Linked DNA regions of Homo sapiens: region 1 is linked to region 2. A link is an interaction called in ENCODE POLR2A ChIA-PET data of the cell type or tissue named here. Cell type or tissue: A673. All regions are shown on one strand. Links, peaks and the distances in the headings refer to the core of each region. The heading gives the core; the rest is flanking DNA.

Region 1 (4,395 bases), core at 309-4,308, 140 kb before region 2:
TGGCAAGCCTCATGTAGCTCTCCCTGGATGCTTCCCTTACCTGGGGAGGTGTGGCACCCCACCAGCCAGGCCCAGCTCTCTGATCCACATCACTGCCCTCTCTGATGGAAGTCCCTTTCAGGGACTTCCCTGAGACTTGGGGCTCCTGAGTGTTTCCTACAAACAGGGAGGCAGGGATTCCTGCTTTCTCTCATTGTCACTTTAATGAATTGTGGCCACAGAAGCAGTCATCCTCATTATTCTGGGTCACTGAGGGATGGGAAGGGAGGGCAACCCATGCATCTCTAGGGTTCCAGCAATTGAAGAGTACATGTGGAGTGCCAGGTTTCAGGAAGAGCTTGTGCTAATTGAGGAGTGTGTGTTGGGTGCTGAGTTTCAGGAAGAATATGGGCCCACCCAGTATTTGGAATCTGCCTTAGGACCTGTCCACAAATGCTGAGTCTGGAGGCCAGCCAGTGCCACCCAAGGTTGTACCCTTGTGGGCAGAGTGGAGGTGGGAGTGGAGAAAGGGTCTCATCCTCACAGAGTGTATTAATCCATTCTCACACTGATATAAAGACATACCTGAGATTGGGTAATTTATAAAGGAAAATAGGTTTAATTGACTCACAGTTCCACATGACTGGGAAGACCTCAGGAAACTTACAATGTTGGTGGAAGGAGAAGAGGGTGGCAGGCACAAGAGAGTGGGCAAAAGCAGAGAAAACTGCCCTATAAACCCATCAGATCTTGTGAGAACTCACTCACTATGACAAGAACACTGTGGAGGAAACCACCCCTGTGATCCAGTTATCTCCCACCTGGTTCCTCCCTTTACACGTGGAGACTATGGGGATTACAATTCAAGATGAGATTTGGGTGGGGACACAGAGCCAAACCATATCACAGAGCATATAGCCTTGTGGCTCACAGGACATGTATCCTTAGCAAACAAAGTAGATGCCTATTAATAGCTTGAAGGAATAAGGAGCATGAACAAGGGAGATTTTCAGCAGTGTTGCCTCAATCATCCAGGAAGGAATGTTCCAGAGCCACAAAATTTGGAACTCATAATTCAGAGTGCCAGCAGTAGAATTTGGCCAGGCCAAGGTCACATCCACATACCCGCAGCTGGCAGGAGGATGAGGCAAGAGTTCTGGTTCCTTATGGGCTTCTCAGGTTCCCTCCCCACAAGGCTCACATCCTGGGATACTCCTCTGAATGGAGGATTTGGATACTGAGGCCACCATAAAAAGGGGGAGAACTTTAGACTTTCAAGAGAGTGTTTTTCCTAAGGTAATTGAGCTTAAAACACTTGCTTTTTATGTCTTTCAGGTTTACAGGAACAGATGGACCTAGTGGTTTTGGCTTTGAGTTGACCTTTCGTCTGAAGAGAGAAACTGGGGAGTCTGCCCCACCAACATGGCCCGCAGAGTTAATGCAGGGCTTGGCACGATACGTGTTCCAGTCAGGTAGGAGGCCAGGGCTGGCTGCTGTGCTGGTCCTTTTGCCATGAGCCTGGTTGACTTTGAGTACTAGCAGCTATATTTTGATGTTTGTGGAGTGGCCTTTCCTGGGAGTACTATGCCCCAATTCTACCATGAGGATGGCTTGTTTTGCCTGGTGTTTCCTGGTTGGAAAACCAACTGGGCCATGGCAGAGAGGGGTACTCCCCTGTGCCCTCCAGCAGCAAGTTCTGTGTTATGTTGTGCCACCCTGCACCCTTGTCGTGTTTCATGGAGGGTTTCTTTCATGTCATCTGATATATGTTTCTCTGTGGCTAATTGCTCAGAAGCATTTCCCATCTGATCTCAGATTTTGTTTCTTTGTTTTTGTAAGTAGCCTTCAAATGAAGGCCAAGATACTTTTCCCAACCTTTTGCTCTTGAAATATCACAGATAAAGTTCAGAGCAAGCCATGGTCTCTCAAAGCATGGTTCTTATACCACCTGCCTCTGAACTACCTGGAGAGCTTGTTGCAAATACATATTCCTAGGCCCCATTGCAGATGTCTGACTCAGAATCTTTGAGGGTGATGTTCCTTGGTGCTTCTGGTAGAGACTAAATTTGGAGAACCATAGATCTGGTAGCTTCTGTAGTTACAGTGACTTTTTTTTTTTTTTTTGAGATGGAGTTTTGCTCTTGTTGCCCAGGCTGGAGTGCAATGGCGCAATCTCGACTCACTGCAACCTATGCCTCCCAGGTTCAAGTGGTTCTCCTGCCTCAGCCTCCTGTGTAGCTGAGATTATAGGAATGCGCCACCACACCCAGCTAATTTTTTTGTTTTTTTAGTAGAGATGGGATTTTTCCATGTTGGTCAGGCTGCTATCGAACTCCTGACCTCAGGTGATCTGCCCGCCTCGCCTCCCAAAGTGCTGGGATTGTAGGCATGGGCCACCGCGCCTGGCCAGTGACTTCTTTTTTTAAACCTTGAGTAGGTTATACATTTGGGGTACAATAGACCTGTCTAGGTTGAACCCCTCTGCCCGCATTTCACACCTGTGGGAGCCAGTTGTTGGCACATGAGGCAGATCCATAACTACCACCTACCATTGTATGCCCTGTGGAACAGTCCCCTCATGGAGGCTACAATGGGTCTTCTCTAAGCAGGAGTTCCTAAATCTGGCTGCCCATCAACCTCTTCGAGGAGCTTGTCAACACACTGATTTCCAAACCTTCCTGTGGGGCTCCAGTTGAGTTGGCCAGAAGTGGGACTAGGGCAGGCCAGGCACAGTGGCTCACGCCTGTAATCCCAGCACTTTGGGAGGCCGAGGTGGTTGGATCACCTGAGGTCAGGAGTTCGAGACCAGCCTGGCTAACATGGTGAAACCCTGTGTCTACTGAAAATACAAAAATTAGCCAGGCATGGTGGTGGGCACCTGTAATCCCAGCTACTCGGGAGGCTGAGGCAGGAGAATCGCTTGAACGCGGGAGGCAGATGTTACTGTGAGCCAAGATCGCACCACTGTACTCCAGCCTGGGCAACAGAGCAAGACTCCGTATCAAAAAAAAAAAAGTAACAATCACAGTAGTTGTGAAACAGAACAGCACTAATAATGGAACAAATTATTATTATGTGCCTTCTTTTTTTTTTTTTTTTTTTTTTTTGGAGATGGAGTCTCACTCTGTCCCCCAGGCTGGAGTGCAGTGGTGCGATCTCGGCTCACTACAAGCTCCGCCTTCTGGGTTCAGGCCATTCTCCTGCTTGAGCCTCCCGAGTAGCTGCGACTACAGGTGCCCGCCACCACGCCTGGCTAATTTTTTGTATATTTTAGTAGAGACGGGGTTTCACCTTGTTAGCCAGGACGGTCTCGATCTCCTGACCTCGTGATCCACCCGCCTCAGCCTCCCAAAGTGTTGGGATTACAGGCGTGAGCCACTGTGCCCGACCTTATTATGTACCTTCTTATGTGTTGCAGTGTGAGGTATGTAACATCAACTATGTAGCATTTTCCCAAAAATGTTTAACCTGAATCAAGTTATAAGCAGACAAATACAGATTGTGAGACACTTTACAAGACAAATGCCTATATTCTTCAAAAATGTCAATGCTCTAATCCCAGCAGTTTGAGAGGCTGAAGCAGGAGGATCACTTGAGCTCAGGAGTTTGAGACCAGCCTGGGCAATGAAGCAAGACCCTGTAAATTAAAGATTAGCCAGGTGTGGTGGCATGCCTATAGTCCCAGCTACTTGGGAGGCTGAGGTAGGAGGACCATTTGAGCCCAAGAGGTTGAGGCTGCAGTGAGCCATGATTGTGCCACCACATTCCAGGCTGGGCGACACAGTGAGACCCCACCTAAAAAAAAAATACACACACACACACACGCACCCCAGTGCTATGAAAGACATAAAAAGGCAAGGGGCAGGGACTGTTCTACATTAAAGGAAACATGGCAGTTTAAATGCATTGTTGATCCTTGATTAGATCCTGAATTGAAAAAAAAGGGTCATTTTTTAAGGACAATTGGAAAAATGTGAATTTACACTGTGTATTAGTTAATAGTACTGTATGTGAAATTCCCTGGATGTGATTATGGTATTATGGTTATACAGGATAATGTCCCTGTTGCTAGAGATAAAGGCTAAAGTATTAACGGATAAAAGGACCTGATGTCTTTAACTTAATTGTCAAATGACTCAAATGATTTAACTTAATTGTCAAAAAATAAAACATCTGTGTATGAAGAGAAGCTAAAGCAAATGAGGCGAAATGTTAACAACTTGTGAAGCTGGGTGAATGGTATTTGGTTATTCATTGTATCATTCTTTTAACTTTTCTGTAGGATTGGAAATTTTCAAAATAAAATAAAAGTTGTGGCTGTTTGTTGAGTATACATTGACTAATATGTGCTCTGAGGCCCTTTCTGTACCTGATGGCCCCACTTATGGTCGTTATAATGTGCCTGCTGTAGTTTGT
Region 2 (4,395 bases), core at 199-4,198:
TGGGTTCGTTTTCACATGGCCTGGGAAAAAACCTGAAGAGCCTTTGGGCATGGTGCTAAGTTCCACTTGTCTGTATCTCATATATTCAATTTGATTAAAGCTAAAAAGCTTTAATTAGAAAACTGTTTAGGCTGGGCATGGAGGCTCACGCCTGTAATCCCAGCACTTTGGGAGGCTGAGGTGGGTGGATCATCTGAGGTCAAGAGTTCAAGACCAGCCTGGTCAACATGGTGAAACCCTGTCTCTACTAAAAATACAAAAAAATTAGCCGGGCGTGGTGGCGCACGCCTGTAATCCCAGCTACTTGGGAGGCTGAGGCAGGAGAATCACTTGAACCTGGGAGGTTGAAGTTGCAGTGAGCTGAAATTGTGCCATTGCACTCCAGCCTGGGTGACAAGAGTGAAACTCCGTTTTGGAGGGGGGAAAAAAAAACTGTTTAAAGAACTCTCAACTAATTTCAGACAACTGGTATTTTTGCCTGCTTGCTAGAATAACTGTCTTGTTTGAACTGTAAAGGTTAACAAACAAAACAAAACAAAAACCTCCCTCACTCTCACACATTTACAAGGTTGATTAATGAATACCCAGTTATTTGGGAACTATCTCAACAGAAGAATTAGTATTTAAAAAATATACTAGGCTGGGCGTGGTGGCTCACGCCTGTAATCCCAGCACCTTGTGAGGCTGAGGCGGGAAGATCACCTGAGGTCGGGAGTTCAAGACCAGCCTGACCAATGTGGTGAAACCCTCTCTCTACTAAAAATACAAAATTAGCCAGGCGTGGTGGTGCATGCTAATTCCAGCTACTCGGGAGGCTGAGGCAGGAGAATTGCTTGAACCTGGGAGGCGGAGGTTGGGGTGAGCCGAGATCATGCCATTGCACTCTAGCCTGGGCAACAAGAGCAAAAACTCCGTCTCAAAAAAAAAAAAGTACATACATATATATATATAAGAACTTTGATATAAAAAAGAATTATTTACCTGACCCGTCTCTTCAAATCTTTTTCTGTCTGCACTGTCGATTACATATATCTATAAAGGAAAAGAAGAAGGTTATTTCAGTGAGCAGAGATGGAAAAGACAGGGCAATTTCTGCAAAAGGAGCAGGTGATCCCCAATCAGCATATTCCAATTAGCACAACATACAGAAATTGACTGGTGAGTCTCATCTCATTTATGAAGGCCAAACAAACAAATACACAAATTAATTAAATAGGGATGCCCAGAAAATACCTTCAGCAATGCTCCAAAGTCTAGGATTTAGGAAAACCAAGTGGGATAAAATAGCTACATTTAATGGGCACTTGATGTTGTCACTAAACATTACTAGGTCTACTCTATTAACCCTCATTACAACTCTACAATATAGATTTCACTATTTTCCTTTTTTTTTTTTTTTTTTTGAGACAGAGTCTTGCTCTGCTCTGTCACCCAGGCTGGAGTGCAGTGGCATGATTTCGGCTCTGGGTTCACCCCATTCTCCTGCCTCAGCCTCCCCAGCAGCTGGGACTACAGGCACACGCCACCATGCCCAGCTAATTTTTTTGTAGTTTTAGTAGAGACGGCGTTTCACCATGTCGGCCAGGCTGGTCTCGAACTCCTGACCTCAAGTGATCCACCTGCCTCAGCCTCCTAAAGTGCTGGGATTACAAGCATGAGCTACTGTGGCTGGCCTACTTTGTTTAAATTATGTTAAGTTTAAACACAAAGCTGATATTAATAATAATACAGTAAATGATTAGTAGTAACATGAATATATCTTGAAAAGACATTTATATCTGTCAAAAGGCTGTTATTATTTCTCGGCCTAAAGAGAAATGGAAGATACCCTATCCCCTCCCTTCCATCACACTTCAAGTTTTATTTCTTAGACAAACCCTCAAATTAATAAAGCTCATGTCAGATGTTCTCAATGTCGTCTTCCCTAAGAATAACTCTGGTACTTCTAGGAGTTACTCTTAGTCTTTCAAACCTCTTTTTTTTTTTTTTTTTTGAGATGGGGTCTTGCTATGTTACCCAGGCTGGTCTCAGACTCCTGGGCTCAAGGGATCCTCCCACCTCAGCCTCCTGAGTAGTTGAGATTACAGGCATGCACCACCAGACACAGTTTAGAGAACCATTTAATTTAATACTCCAAAGCAAGGGTAGGCAAACTTTTTCTGTAAGAGGTCAGCAGTCAATATTTTAGCCTCTGTGGCCCATACAATCTCTCTTTTTCTTTTTATTATACTTTAAGTTTTAGGGTACATGTGCACACTGTGCAGGTTAGTTACATGTGTATACATGTGCCATGCTGGTGCGCTGCACCCACTAACTCGTCATCTAGCATTAGGTATATCTCCCAATGCTATCCCTCCCCCCTCCCCCCACCCCACCACAGTCCCCAGAGTGTGATATTCCCCTTCCTGTGTCCATGTGATCTCATTGTTCAATTCCCACCTATGAGTGAGAATATGCGGTGTTTGGTTTTTTGTTCTTGCGACAGTTTACTGAGAATGATGATTTCCATACAATCTCTTTCACAACTCTTGAACGCTCCTGTTATTGTTAGAAGGCAACCACAGAAAATCTGTAAACAAATGTATGTGGCTATGTTCCAAGTAACTTCATGGACACTGAAATGTGAATTTCATATAATTTTCACATGTTGTGAAACATTATTCTTTTGGCGTTTTTCTCCCCAACCACTTAGAAATGTAAAAACCACTCCTAGCTTGAAGGCTGTACAAAAACTGGAGGCAGCCTGGATCAATTTGTCGACCTGCTCTATAAAGCAAGATTTGATTACGGTACTCTAGAGATAATGGGAAAGAATGAACCAGGCAACTCTTGTGTCAAGCCTCAAGCCTGCTCTTCTAGGCAGTGTGGAGTCTAGCGTAATAAGTCTTTTTCAACCAACAATGGAAGACTATTAAACATAGACAAATATAACCCATCCACCACCTTCACTCTAAGCTGCTACAAAACTGGCAGACAGGGCTGTGAGTCACAAGGCCTTAGAATCTAATCCCAGGGACTCAGTTCCTCCCTCATACTTGTTTAATCTCAAACAGCACTGGAAAATAATGAAAGGTTGACTCTCAATCCAAACTATTATCTTGTACTAGTGTCGAGTACAAGGATGCAGCTGGAGGAAGCTTCTCTAGTGTTGCTGTGAACCGATTTTTGCTGGATTGTACGTTAATTCCCAGGTACTCTCAGATCATGTGAATGTGGAATCCAGGGTTACATTATATTACAACCAACTTGCAGTCTGCCCTCAAGCTGTTAGAGCTTATGATTTAAAATTACCCTTACCTGGAGACCAGAAAGTTTCTGAGACCTCCTTATGGAGACTTACAATCATTAATGTCTTTATATACTTCTCTTCCTTGGGTATTTCTTTCAAGATACCTTAATCCAGCAGATGAACAGATAGGAATGTAATTTCTCTCAGCCACCTGCTTTTTCCTAACTCATGATTGAAAGAGGAAAAAGGAGTCTATAGCTTTTGAAACATGTATACACTTTTGTTTTTTTGTTGAGACGGAGTCTCGCTCTGTCACCCAGGCTGGAGTGCAGTAGTGTGATCTCGGCTCACTGCAACCTCTGCCTCCTGGGTTCAAGCGATACTCCTGCCTCAGCTTCTCGAGGAGCTGGGATTACAGGCATGTGCCACCACACCTGGCTAATTTTTATATTTTTAGCAGAGATGGGGTTTCGCCATGCTGGCCAGGCTGGCCTCGAACTCCTGACCTCAGGTGATCCACCCACCTCAGCCTCCCAAAGTGCTGGGATTACAGGTGTGAGCCCTCCGTGTCTTTTTTCTTTTTTTTGAGACAGAGTCTCGCTCTGTCACCCAGGCTGGAGTGCAGTGGCGCGATCTTGGCTCACTGCAAGCTCCATCTTCTGGGTTCATGCCATTCTCCTGCCTCAGCCTCCCTAGTAGGCTGGGACTACAGGCGCCCGCCGGCACGCCCAGCTTTTAGTAGAGACAGGGTTTCACCGTGTTAGCCAGGATGGTCTCGATCTCCTGACCTCGTGATCTGCCCGCCTTGGCCTCCCAAACTGCTGGGATTACAGGCATGAGCCACCGCACCCGGCCCCTCTGTGTCTTTTCATGACTTGATAGCTCATGTATTTTTATCATTGAACAATATTCTACTATACGGGTGTACCACAGTTTGTTTATCTATTAACCTATTGAAGGACATCTTGGATGCTTCCAGGTTTTGGCAATTAGGAATAAAGATGCCATAAACATTCCTATGCAGAATTTTGTGTGGAATATCAATTTCCAACTAACTGGGTATATATCTTGGAGTACTGCTGGACTGTATGCTAAGACTATGTTTAGCTTTGTAAGAAACTACCAACTGTCTTCCAAAGTGGGTGTACTATTTTGTATTTCCACCA

The links. Peaks named below come from ENCODE experiments on the same cell type or tissue, not always from the same donor. Only the 100,000 strongest peaks of a DNase experiment are listed, where the experiment ranks them.
Region 1: POLR2A ChIA-PET joins it to region 2 with 5 read pairs; 2 of 35 experiments call an interaction of 5 or more read pairs at or near these places.

What each region holds. Positions count from the first base shown.
Region 1 is chr10:102,548,656-102,553,050 of GRCh38, forward strand. SUFU (SUFU negative regulator of hedgehog signaling) reads left to right here. Exons shown (of 12, transcript NM_016169.4): 3 at 1,315-1,451. Among named protein-coding and RNA genes, the nearest start is that of SUFU, 47 kb to the left of the region's middle. In A673, for the core only: no CTCF peak of the experiment used is centred there; no DNase peak of the experiment used is centred there.
Region 2 is chr10:102,688,912-102,693,306 of GRCh38, forward strand. It overlaps ARL3 (ARF like GTPase 3), which reads right to left. Exons shown (of 6, transcript NM_004311.4): 4 at 982-1,032. Among named protein-coding and RNA genes, the nearest start is that of ARL3, 23 kb to the right of the region's middle. In A673, for the core only: no CTCF peak of the experiment used is centred there; no DNase peak of the experiment used is centred there; H3K27ac peaks cover 544 bases.